2 separate regions of the Homo sapiens genome follow, and region 1 is linked to region 2. The links are chromatin contacts, found by Hi-C in ENCODE. All regions are on one chromosome and are shown on one strand. Each heading gives the region's core, a stretch centred on a gene start or an enhancer-like site at or near the end of the contact. The rest is flanking DNA. Distances are from core to core; before and after follow the strand shown.

Region 1 (5,363 bases), core at 762-3,261, 690 kb before region 2:
GTCTGAGCTGTATCTTGTCCCCTTTTAGTCAAGGCTAGAGTGGCTAGGATGCAGGGCACCAAGTCTCTAGGCTGCACAGAGCAGAGGGGTCCTGGACCAGGCTCAGGAAATCATTTTTTCCTCTTAGGCCTCTGGACCTGTGATGGAAGGGGCTGCTGCATGTCTCTGACATGCCCTGGAGATATTTTCCCCATTGTTTTAGAGATTAACATTTGTCTCCTGATTACTTATGCAAATTTCTGCAGCTGGCTTGAATTTCTCCTCAGAAAATGGGTTTTTCTTTTCTATCACATCATCAGGCTGCAAATTATCCAAACTTTCATGCTCTGTTTCCCTTTTAAAATTGAACGCTTTTAACAGAACATAAGTCACATCTTGAAGGCTTTGCTGCTTAGAAATTTCTTCTGCCAGATACCCTAAATCATCTCCCTCAATTTCAAAGTTCTGCAAATCTCTAGGGCAGTGGCAAAATGCCACCAGTCTCCTTGCTAAAATATAGCAAGAGTCACCTTATTCCAGTTCCCAACAAATTCCTCATCTCCATCTGAGATGACCTCAGCCTGAATTTCATCGTCCATATCATTATCAGCATTTTGGTCAAAGCCATTGAAAATGTTTCCAGGAAGTTCCAAACTTTCCCACATTTTCCTGTCTTCTTCTGAGCCCTCCAAACTGTTCCAACACCTGCTTGTTACCCAGTTCCAACACCACTTCCATATTTTTGGGTATCTTTACAGCAGTACCCCAGTCTACCAGTACCAATTTAATGTATTAGTCTGTTCTCATGCTGCTGACAAAGACATACCCAAGACTGGACAATTTACAAAGAAGAAAAGAGGTTTAATAGACTCACAGTTCCACTTGGCTGGGGAGGTCTCACACTCACGGCAGAAGGTGAAAGGTACATCTTACATGGGAGCAGTTTAGGAGAGAATGAAAGCCAAGCAAAAGGGGTTTCCCCTTATAAAACCATCAGATGTCATGGGACTCATTCACTACCATGAGAACAGTATGGGGGAACTGCCCCCATGATTCAATTACCTTCTACCAGGTCCCTCCGACAACATATGGGAATTATGGGAGCTACAATTCAAGATGAGATTTGGGTGGGGACACAGCCAAACCATATCACACTTACATAGACTTTTTTGTCACATCTAGCTCTCTAAACATAAGAAATTCATATTGGTATATAGCTTAAAGTTGAAAACAACTCTATTTTTTCCCAATGCGTGGTAAATTTTTAAAACATCATTCATGAAATACTTGCTCTCTTTTTCCCCCACCAACTTAAAATGTCACTTCAAATATCAGCTGTCAATACTTTTCATGAGTTTCTTCCTGGACTCTATGCGATTCAGCTGGCCTACTTGTTTACTTTTGCATATTTTGTGTCTTTTAATGACTGTTATGTTATGGTGCATTTTATATCTTAAGCAAGCCCTTTTTCTTCTCCTTTCTTTTTCATTTTTCTTTTGTTATTGTTTCACATTTTCTCTTACATTTGAACTATACTACCAAGTTATAATATTCAAATATACAAACAACATTCTTTGGGGGTTTTGCCTGTGATATTTTCAGACCTGTAGCTTACTCTGGAAGATGTATGCATATTATAATAATAAATATTTTAACAATTACAATATATCCCTTCATTATTCTATGTTCCTTAGTAGGGTTCTACAATTTTCCTTATAAATATCTTGTTCATTTCATGTTAGGCTTATTCCTACTTAATTTATGATTTTATTTCCTAGAACTTTATGAGAAGGAATATTCTGAACGGGTGCCCAATATCAACCTTAAGAGAAGGATATACCTCATATTTTTATTTTCCTAGCTCTATTGCCTGGCCTCCAATATACACTTAGTATGTACTATAATTAAAATACACCTTCGGGTAAATTTCGGTTTGGTTTTCTTTTAACCCATTACTTCTCAATGTACAGTGATAACATAATAAAACAAGCCACAAGATGGCAGAATAAGCCATCTTTCCTGGACTTATAGGAAGGTTTTTAGACAAGAAACTGATCACGACTTGCTCATGGAGAAGAATAAATTATTTTATACTCCACAATGAACCAGCATACTGACAATAGTATTAATCTTTTTCTTTTTTTTTTTTTTTTTTTTTTGAGACGGAGCCTCGCTCTGTCGCCCAGGCTGGAGTGCAGTAGCGCGATCTCGGCTCACTGCAAGCCCCGCCTCCCGGGTTCACGCCATTCTCCAGCCTCCCGAGTAACTGGGACTACAGGCGCCCACAACCACTCCCGGCTAAGTTTTTGTATTTTTAGTAGAGACGGGGTTTCACCGTTTTAGCCAGGATGGTCTCGATCTCCTGACCTCGTGATCCGCCCGCCTCTGCCTCCCAAAGTGCTGGGATTACAAGCGTGAGCCACCGCGCCCGGCCAACAGTATTAATCTTAAAACAAAAACTTCAATATAAAATAAAGAAAATACTTCTGACGGTAAAAACTATTACCATAAATTATACTTTACTAAATCCTTCATTCATATACATATACGAATACTATATAGAGAGAGTACTTTCTCTAATTCTTCTTCTTTACTCCACTGCAGAACTGTGGGTACTCAGTAGAGTTTAGTTTCTCATCTTCTGCTTTACTCTATTCTTTTTGTTTTTCTCTCTTCAAATAACTTATCTACTCTGATGCCAAACATCACCTCTGTGCCCACACCCGTCAAACTGTATTCATGGCCCTAAACTCAATTTCATTCTAAAGCCTTATTTATTTATTTATTTTAAGTTACATGTGCAGGATCTACAGGTTTGTTACATAGGTAAATGTGCAGGGTACATGTGCAGGATGTGCAGGTTTGTTACATTGGTAAACGTGTGCCATGGTGGTTTGCTGCACCTATCAACCTATCACCTAGGTATTAAGCCCAGCATGCAATAGCTATTTTTCCTGATGCTCTCCCTTCCACCACCCCCACCCCTGAGGTTTATGTCAAACCTCATATATATATAATATATAATATATTTTATTATATATAATATATATAATATATAATATATTTTATTATATATTATATATAATATATATTATATTTTATTATATATAATATATATAATATATAATATATTTTATTATATATTATATATAATATATATTATATTTTATTATATATAATATATATAATATATAATATATTTTATTAATATTATATATATTATATATATGAGGTTTGACATAAAAATATATTGACATATATATACACACACACATATACATATATATGAGGTTTGACATAAATATATATATACACATATATATGCGTGTGTATATATATATACACACACACACACACATATACTTGAATTATGTTTGCAAGGTGAGTTGCTGTTCTTCTTAAAGAGGTAGGCCAGGCAACTCTTTTATTAAGAAATGACTGACCGGGTGCGGTCGCTCACGCCTGTAATCCCAGCACTTTGGGAGGCCGAGGCGGGCGGATCACAAGGTCAGGAGATCGAGACCATCCTGGCTAACATGGTGGAACCCCATCTCTACTACAAATACAAAAAATTAGCTGGGTGTGGTGGCGGGAGCCTGTAGTCCCAGCTGCTGGGGAGGCAAGGCAGGAGAACAGCGTTAATCCAGGAGGCGGAGCTTGTAGTGAGCTGAGATGGTGCCACTGCACTCCATCCTGGGCGACAGAGTGAGACTCCGTCTCAAAAAAAAAAAAAAGAAATGATTCCTGCTTGCTCCTATCCCTGAGGAGATATATATATATATATATTCAGACTGCTGTTGCCCTTGTTGCCCAGGCTGGAGCTGGAGCGCAGTGGCACAATCGCAACTCACTGCAACCTCCGCCTCCCGGGTTCAAGTGATTCTCCTGCCTCAGCCTCCCAGGTAGCTGGGATTACAGGTGTGCCCACCATGCACGGCCAATTTTTGTATTTTTAATAGAGATGGGGTTTCACCATGTTGGCCAGGCTGGTCAAGAACCCCTGACCTCAAGTGATCCACCCACCTCAGCCTCCGAAAGTGTTGGAATTACAGGTGTGAGCCACAACGCCTGGCCCAAACCTCATACTTTTAACAATCATCTAACATGGCCTGTACATTACCTGAGTCCTTCTCTTCCTCTAGGGCACACAGATTATCAGCATTTACCTCTCTTAATGTTTTTTCAGCCAATACTTTTGAAATAGTAAGTTATGGCCTATTACTGAGTTGTGAAACCAATTTAGTTCATTGCATCCAGCAATATAAAAAAATAAAATAAAATATGGTAGTAAAATGTCAGAGTTTAATAATATAGTAAGGGCAAATATTACTTCTGTGAGATACTGTTTCAGCTAAATATATGCATCTATATGTATACTGGGTTGCGATAAAAATGTATTTCATACTGCAAGTCACACTCAAAAAAGTTTGAAGAAGAAAAAAGAAATATTCTAGAATCTCTCAGACTATCTTGCTTATTGTAATGGAGGACTGATCACTGTAACAGATATAATAACAATTAAAAAGTTTGAAAAATTGCAATAATAACCAAAATGTGACACAGAGAAATGAAGTGAGTGCTGTCAAAAAAATGGTACCAGTAGACTTGCTTGATGCAAGGTCGCCATAAACCTTCAATTTATTAAAAAAAAAAAAAGCAATATGTGCAAAACACAATAAAGCAAAGCACAATAAAAAGTAAAATAAGGTATGTAAGGTATGTTAAGGTATGTTGTATTAACAACATAATCTTTCTGTTAATTACTTAGAATTGAAATCTCAAAATGAGTATTAGCTTAGATGTTGGGAGCATTCACTTTGGACTCAGAAGAATCTGGCTTTGAATATCTGCCTTACCACATTTTTTTCTCTGCCTTTATGCAAGTAACTTAGCATCTCTAATTCTCAGACTTTCTCATTTATAAAATGAATTTATGATAATGTCTACATGACAGAGTTATCAAGATGAATGCTACAATACTTTCAAACACTTAACACAGTGTCAGGCAAATACTAAGAACACAATAAACAGTAATTATTGTTTTCAATAGTAGTAGCAATCTAGAAAGAAGTCAAGGGAACTTGCCAAGTCTTTTGGTATGATCTGGATTCTTCTGAGCTTTTTAACCTCCATTGTACTTGGCTTAATGTATAGTGCACAGAATAATAGGATGTACATGTGGTAAATTGTCTAGCTTAATGTTCTCTAATTGCTCATTTTAATAATTTTACTAATCTTTTAATAATAATAGCCTTCTGTTTGCCTTTTTATATGAAAGAATTAATTTTTTTCCAAAAATTATATTTATGCTCCATCATTTTGTAGTAAAAATTGTAAGGTATTAGTGCTGCTCCCTTAAAAAAAGGAGAGAAAAATGTAGTTAC
Region 2 (5,499 bases), core at 1,976-4,475:
GTATATCTTTATACTGTTCATCTGTTTCTCTATCCCTATCTATCTATCTAATCATCCATCTAGCTATCCATCCATTATCTAGCTAGCAAGCTAGCTTTATATTTTACTGTGTCTGAGAATTTTTTTCCAGGGTTTGAGATTTTTTTAACCAAGGATGCATCTGTTTATTCATTTTGGAAAAGTAATGGCTTAAAACTTTGCTGGATTCATAGTCCTCTGACCAACACAGTTCTACTCATGCCTCTCAGGACTAGAAAACTCTCTACTTTCCTCAGTCACTGTGATGCATTCAGCCCACAAGTGTTATGCAGAAAATTTAAATACAAGTCTTTAATTTAGCACATCCACCCACAAGGTTCCAGAAGCTTAAGTCAGCATGAGTCTTTGAGAAAATATCACCCTGGAAAAAATAGTACATGTGAGAAAAATACTGTGAATTTAGAAGCATTTGTTTTACAAACTACAGATGCAGAGTGAAAGAAAATGACATCTCACTTTGATATTAAGCATTCCCCCATAACACATCCATCTGCAACATGTTTTGCAGTCACTTACCCGCTAAACCTCACCGCACACAGATTTACACATGAGGCACAATACAGCTGACCCCGTTTTACAGATGGAAAGAATAAAAACACAGAGATATTAAAGGAATTTCTCAAAGTTTCCAATCAGTTTTCAGACATCTGCCATTGGGAAGGAGTGAATTAAATAAGCCACACAAGTTATTTTATTAAAGTTGAAAAATAAAATTATATGGACTCCAATTTCTTCTCTTTAGAAGGGCATTTTTGTTTGAGATTTGGTTAAAAGAACAGTCAGGAGATTTGTCTTAAAGCCATTTTTTGTGTAACAAAACTACAGTCTTTAATTAGATCGTGTGTTTATTTGGGGTGGGTTGGCAGGAAAGGCAGTGTGTGCTCAGTGATCTCATCTTTACACTAAAGGGGATGGACAAGATCAGTAGTTCTCAAAGTATGGTTTTCAGACCAGCAGCATCAGCATCACCTGGAAACTTGTTAGAAATGCAAATTCCCATGCCCCACCATTTAATTACTGAATCAGAAATGCTGGGGATGGGCCATGAAATCTGCTCTTGACACCCTTCAGGTGATTCTGAAGCATGCTAAAATTTGAGGACTAAAGTTGGACTAAAAGTTCTCTAAAGGCCTTCCAGCTCTACAATTCTGAATCCATCATGTTATTAATATGATAAACTGTATCTTTTCAGGCTGCGCACGGTGGCTCACACCTGTAATCCCAGCACTTTGGGAGGCCAAGGTGAACAGATCACTTGAGGTCATGAGTTCGAGACCAGCCTGGCCAACATGGTGAAACCCCGTCTCTACTAAAAATACAAATATTAGCCAGGTGTGGTGGTGCATGCCTGTAGTCCCAGCTACTCAGGAGTCTGAGGCAGGAGAATCTCTTGAGCCCAGGAGGCAGAGGTTGCAGTGAGCCGAGATCATGCCATTGCACTCCTGCTTGGGCAACAGAGCAAGACTCCATCTCAAAAAAAAAAAAAAGATAAATTACATCTTTTCAGATAATTTTAAAGATATGTTAGTTCATCTTCATGCTTTGTGAAGAAAGTCAGTATTAGTATTCTCTATTTTAGTGGCACAAAAGTTGAGGTACAGGCTACAAAACTATAGGAATCAATATGTGAAACAGTGTAGTGTAATCTCTCTCTTCCCCAAAATAGAAGGCACTTATATTTTCATTTTGCAACTCACATTTTGAAAACACAGTCAACAAAAGCAAAGAAATCCGCAGACGTGGAACTCAGGGCTATCCCGTTTATTTAATGAACTTGGCAAGAGAGTACCTATTTGTGCCTTGCAGCCTGCAGGTCAAATGTAAGCATAATATTAGCTACTGGTTTCCACTTCAGTCGCTGGTACACACCTTTTGAGTGACTTCACCCATCACAGGACATTTGCATTATTGGCTCACAGCTGACTACCATAAAAGATGGTGCACTCCTTGAGGACACGAATTGAGTTTTACCAATTCTGAATCACCAGTGTTTAGCACTTATCACATCTATGTATCATCAGAACATAGATCCTGTGTGTGCCTGCCCAAATCTCATATTGAATTGTAATCCCCAATGATGGAGTTAGGGCCTAGTGGGAGGTGAGTGGACCATGGAGGTGAATTTCTCATGAATGGTTTAGCACCATTCCCCTTGGTACTGTCCTTGTGATAGCGATTGAGTTCTCATAAGATCTAGTAATATAAAAGTGTGTAGTACCTCCCTGCTTGCTCTCTCTTGCTCCTGCTCTGGCCACGCAACATGCCTACTCTACTCTCCCTTCCCCTTCCACCATGACTGGAAGCTTCCTAAGTCTTCCCCCAGAAGTAGATGGTGCTATGCTTCCTGTTCAGCCTTCAGAACCATCAGCCAATTAAACACTCCCCCCTTTTTTTTAAATAAATTACCCAGCCTCAGGTATTTCTTTAGAGAGATGAGAGAATGGCCTAATACAATATTGTTCTTCCTTATCTTTGCTATTACGTTAACATGAAATAATAATAAACTTTTATTTTGCCCTCAGATGCTGATCTTAAATAAATTTGCGAAGCAGAGGGACTTTAAATGAGTTGCATGGCCTCATAGTTCTTTCCTATCTTTAAACTTCTTGGTTTAACAAATAATTGAATGGAATCAATCTCCTTTTGACTGACAGTTTTGACAGCTGCTGTTCTCAAGATGTCAATGTATAATCTGTTATTCTACTTACCAAAATTTAAAACTGAACAGAGACATATGTACTGTCAGTCTCATTCCTATGATCCCCAGTTCCTCCCTTCTGCCCTGTTTTATCCCTTTCCTCCCTCATGTCAGTGAAGCGCCTTTAAATTCTGAGCAATTCCGAAGCTCCTGTGCGCCAAGCTAGAAGTAGGATTAGAGCTCATCTTCCCTGAGTATTATTACAGCGCTTTCACAGTGAAGTCTCCAGCTTTGCAAACTAACGGGGCATCATAAATGTAAAGCTGTTCAAATAATAACGAACCTTCTCTTTATGCTTAGCCAAGGGAAGGGAATATTAAAGTGAATAAGAGTAATAATAAAAAGCAAGTTGGCAGCATGGGTATAATTAAACTGAATAGCTCACACACACAAAATAAAGCTCTGAACATTGACTTCCTCTGGGACACACCCCAGTACACCCAGACCTCGCCTCAGAAAGGTATGCACAGCTTGTCATCCTGATGTAAAACAAACACCTACACTCACCCTCTCATCTACAATAGAAAGACAAATTTGGCTCTTGAGTGAAAAACTCTTCCAGCCCTTGGGAGCAAAAAACACCTATATTTTTTTTATCCTCACTATTCAGGATACCAAAAATGAAATTCCTCGAATTGATAGGACCACTGGCTCTGATGAAAGGGACCCGATGCAAGGGTATGCTATTTGCATTCGGTGTTATAAGTGCACTTTTGTCTGTGCCAGAAAGAATAACCAGCAGCATGGTAGGAACATTTTGACCCTAAAAGCTACTCTGCAGATCACCTGGTGCCCTTTCCTTCCAGAGCATTCATTAGAATGTGTAAGCTCTGAGAGAGCAAAGTCACCACAGGTGATGTTGCTATCATCTGCACTTTCTCCCCTGAGCCATTTTAAACCCCATGAAGAACCAGTCACTTAGACTAGGTTACACCCACCTTACTTTCTCAAGAGCTCTGGGCCTAAATCACCCTGGGATGAAGATTAGGAAGTATTTCCTCATTGCTCTTGATAAATTGAGCTTGTGAGAGCATGGTCTCCAGATTATTTGTAATTTGGAGACTTTGTGCTTTTATTTACCCCATTTCCTCCAAAGAGACTATTCACAGAGAGGCCTCTTCTAAGATGCCCTTACTTTTTAGGAAAACAAAATATTCACCAAAAAAGAATTATGTGTATGAAGTGTAAGATGCTTTAACCTCAAGAGCTTCTCTTGTTCTTTTTTTCCCCTTCTTGTGCCTTTTTTTTTTTGAGACAGTTTCACTCTTGTCTCCCAGGCTGGAGTGCAGTGGCATGATCAGGGCTCACTGCAACCTCTGCTTCCCAGGTTCAAGCAATTCTCCTGCCTTAGCCTCCCAAAGTGCTGGAATTACAGGCATAAGCCACTGTGCCCAGCTTCCCCTTTTTGTACTCTTGAGACTCACATATCCTCTATCTAGAGAACCAAAGAGGAAAGCCTGCACACTTCCATGGACATGAGTAATTACATCAGTGCTCCAATTGCATTGTTCCATAGCTGTTCTCAACCTGGAAAAAATACCTCTGCAGTGGAGCATGGCTTAATATAGAGTTTTCTCTCCAATCATTCAGTAAAATCATAGTCAACTGACTGGTTCTCAAAGCTGCCAGTTTCATTGAAAAGAAAGGTTTTCAGAAAAAAGCAGAACTGTAAAGGTCTTCTACTCTATTGCCCCCATTTGACAGTTGGTGGAGTTGACAAGCCTAGAGATGTTTATCTGAGATCACTAAGAGAGCTCAAGTCACACTTCTGGACTTTCGTTATAAGCTTTCTCTTTTTCTCTTGTGAGATACTTGGTAGTCACAATTTTCACACTATTTATCATGGAATTCTGAAAATATTAAGCCTAAGATAAAACAAAATTAATTGCTCATATTCTAGAAGCTTCCTTAACAACTAAGTGATTTTGAGAATTTGCATGCCTTCTTCAGGTCTATGTTTCCCTGCTAATAGGTGTGTTGGAGTAGTGATACCAAACGTGTCTTCAAGCTCCAATGATCTTTGGTGTTCTACTCAACAACTGATGCTTATCAAAACGAGTGTTGCTTCTATGAGTATGGATAACCAAGAGTTAAACAAGTGAATTCTGTACACAGGATTAATGTACATGTATTATGCACATAAAACAATCCTGAAGAGCATATTGGAGCTATTGTGTTAACATTTAGCTAATTTTATATTATAATAATTTCATTTTATAAAGCAAGAGAAATAGAACTCCTGAGAATATTTGAGTCCTAGGTTTTCACCAAGCTAGAGTATGGGCAAGTCACTTAACTTCCCTGAGCCTCAGACATTTCATCTGTGAAATGAGAGCAGATGGTAGGGTAGGGAAGGGTAGGCCAAGTACATAGATTTTTTTTTTTTTTTTTTGAGACAGGGTTTCACTCTTGTTGCCCAGGCTGCAGTGCAATGGTATGGTCTCATCTCACTGCAACCCCCGCCTCCTGGGTTCAGGTGATTCTCCTGCCTCAGCCTCCTGAGTAGCTGGGATGACAGGCGTCCGCCACCACACCTGGCTAATTTTTGTATTTATAGTAGAGACAGGGTTTCACCATGTTGGTCAGGCTGGTCTTGAACTCCTGACCTCAGGTGATCTGCCCTCCTCAGTCTCCCAAAGTGCTGGGATTACAAGCGTAAGCCACCGCACCCGGCCCAGAGATCTTGCACTACATTTTCTCTAAGAGACCTTCTAGCTTTTCCATTCAGTGAGAGAAATCTGGCATTAACTCTCTAAATGTTT

Evidence for each region. A loop is a pair of places that touch in the nucleus more often than their neighbours do. Pooled maps may share reads with other maps.
Region 1: a loop to region 2 is called in a map with no recorded cell type, with 2.8 times the contacts of the local background. The contact joins two enhancer-like sites. A Hi-C loop is called at or near these places in 1 of 168 maps with a recorded cell type or tissue (A673), 1 of 37 single-sample maps with no recorded cell type and 1 of 50 pooled maps.

Annotation. Positions count from the first base shown.
Region 1 is chr3:190,198,604-190,203,966 of GRCh38, reverse strand. No RefSeq gene overlaps it. Among named protein-coding and RNA genes, the nearest start is that of P3H2-AS1, 80 kb to the right of the region's middle. Within about 2 kb of position 2,011, at least 4 of the 41 ENCODE cell types and tissues checked have a DNase peak (open chromatin) inside an H3K27ac peak, as active enhancers do.
Region 2 is chr3:189,511,162-189,516,660 of GRCh38, reverse strand. No RefSeq gene overlaps it. Among named protein-coding and RNA genes, the nearest start is that of TP63, 120 kb to the left of the region's middle. Within about 2 kb of position 3,225, at least 4 of the 41 ENCODE cell types and tissues checked have a DNase peak (open chromatin) inside an H3K27ac peak, as active enhancers do.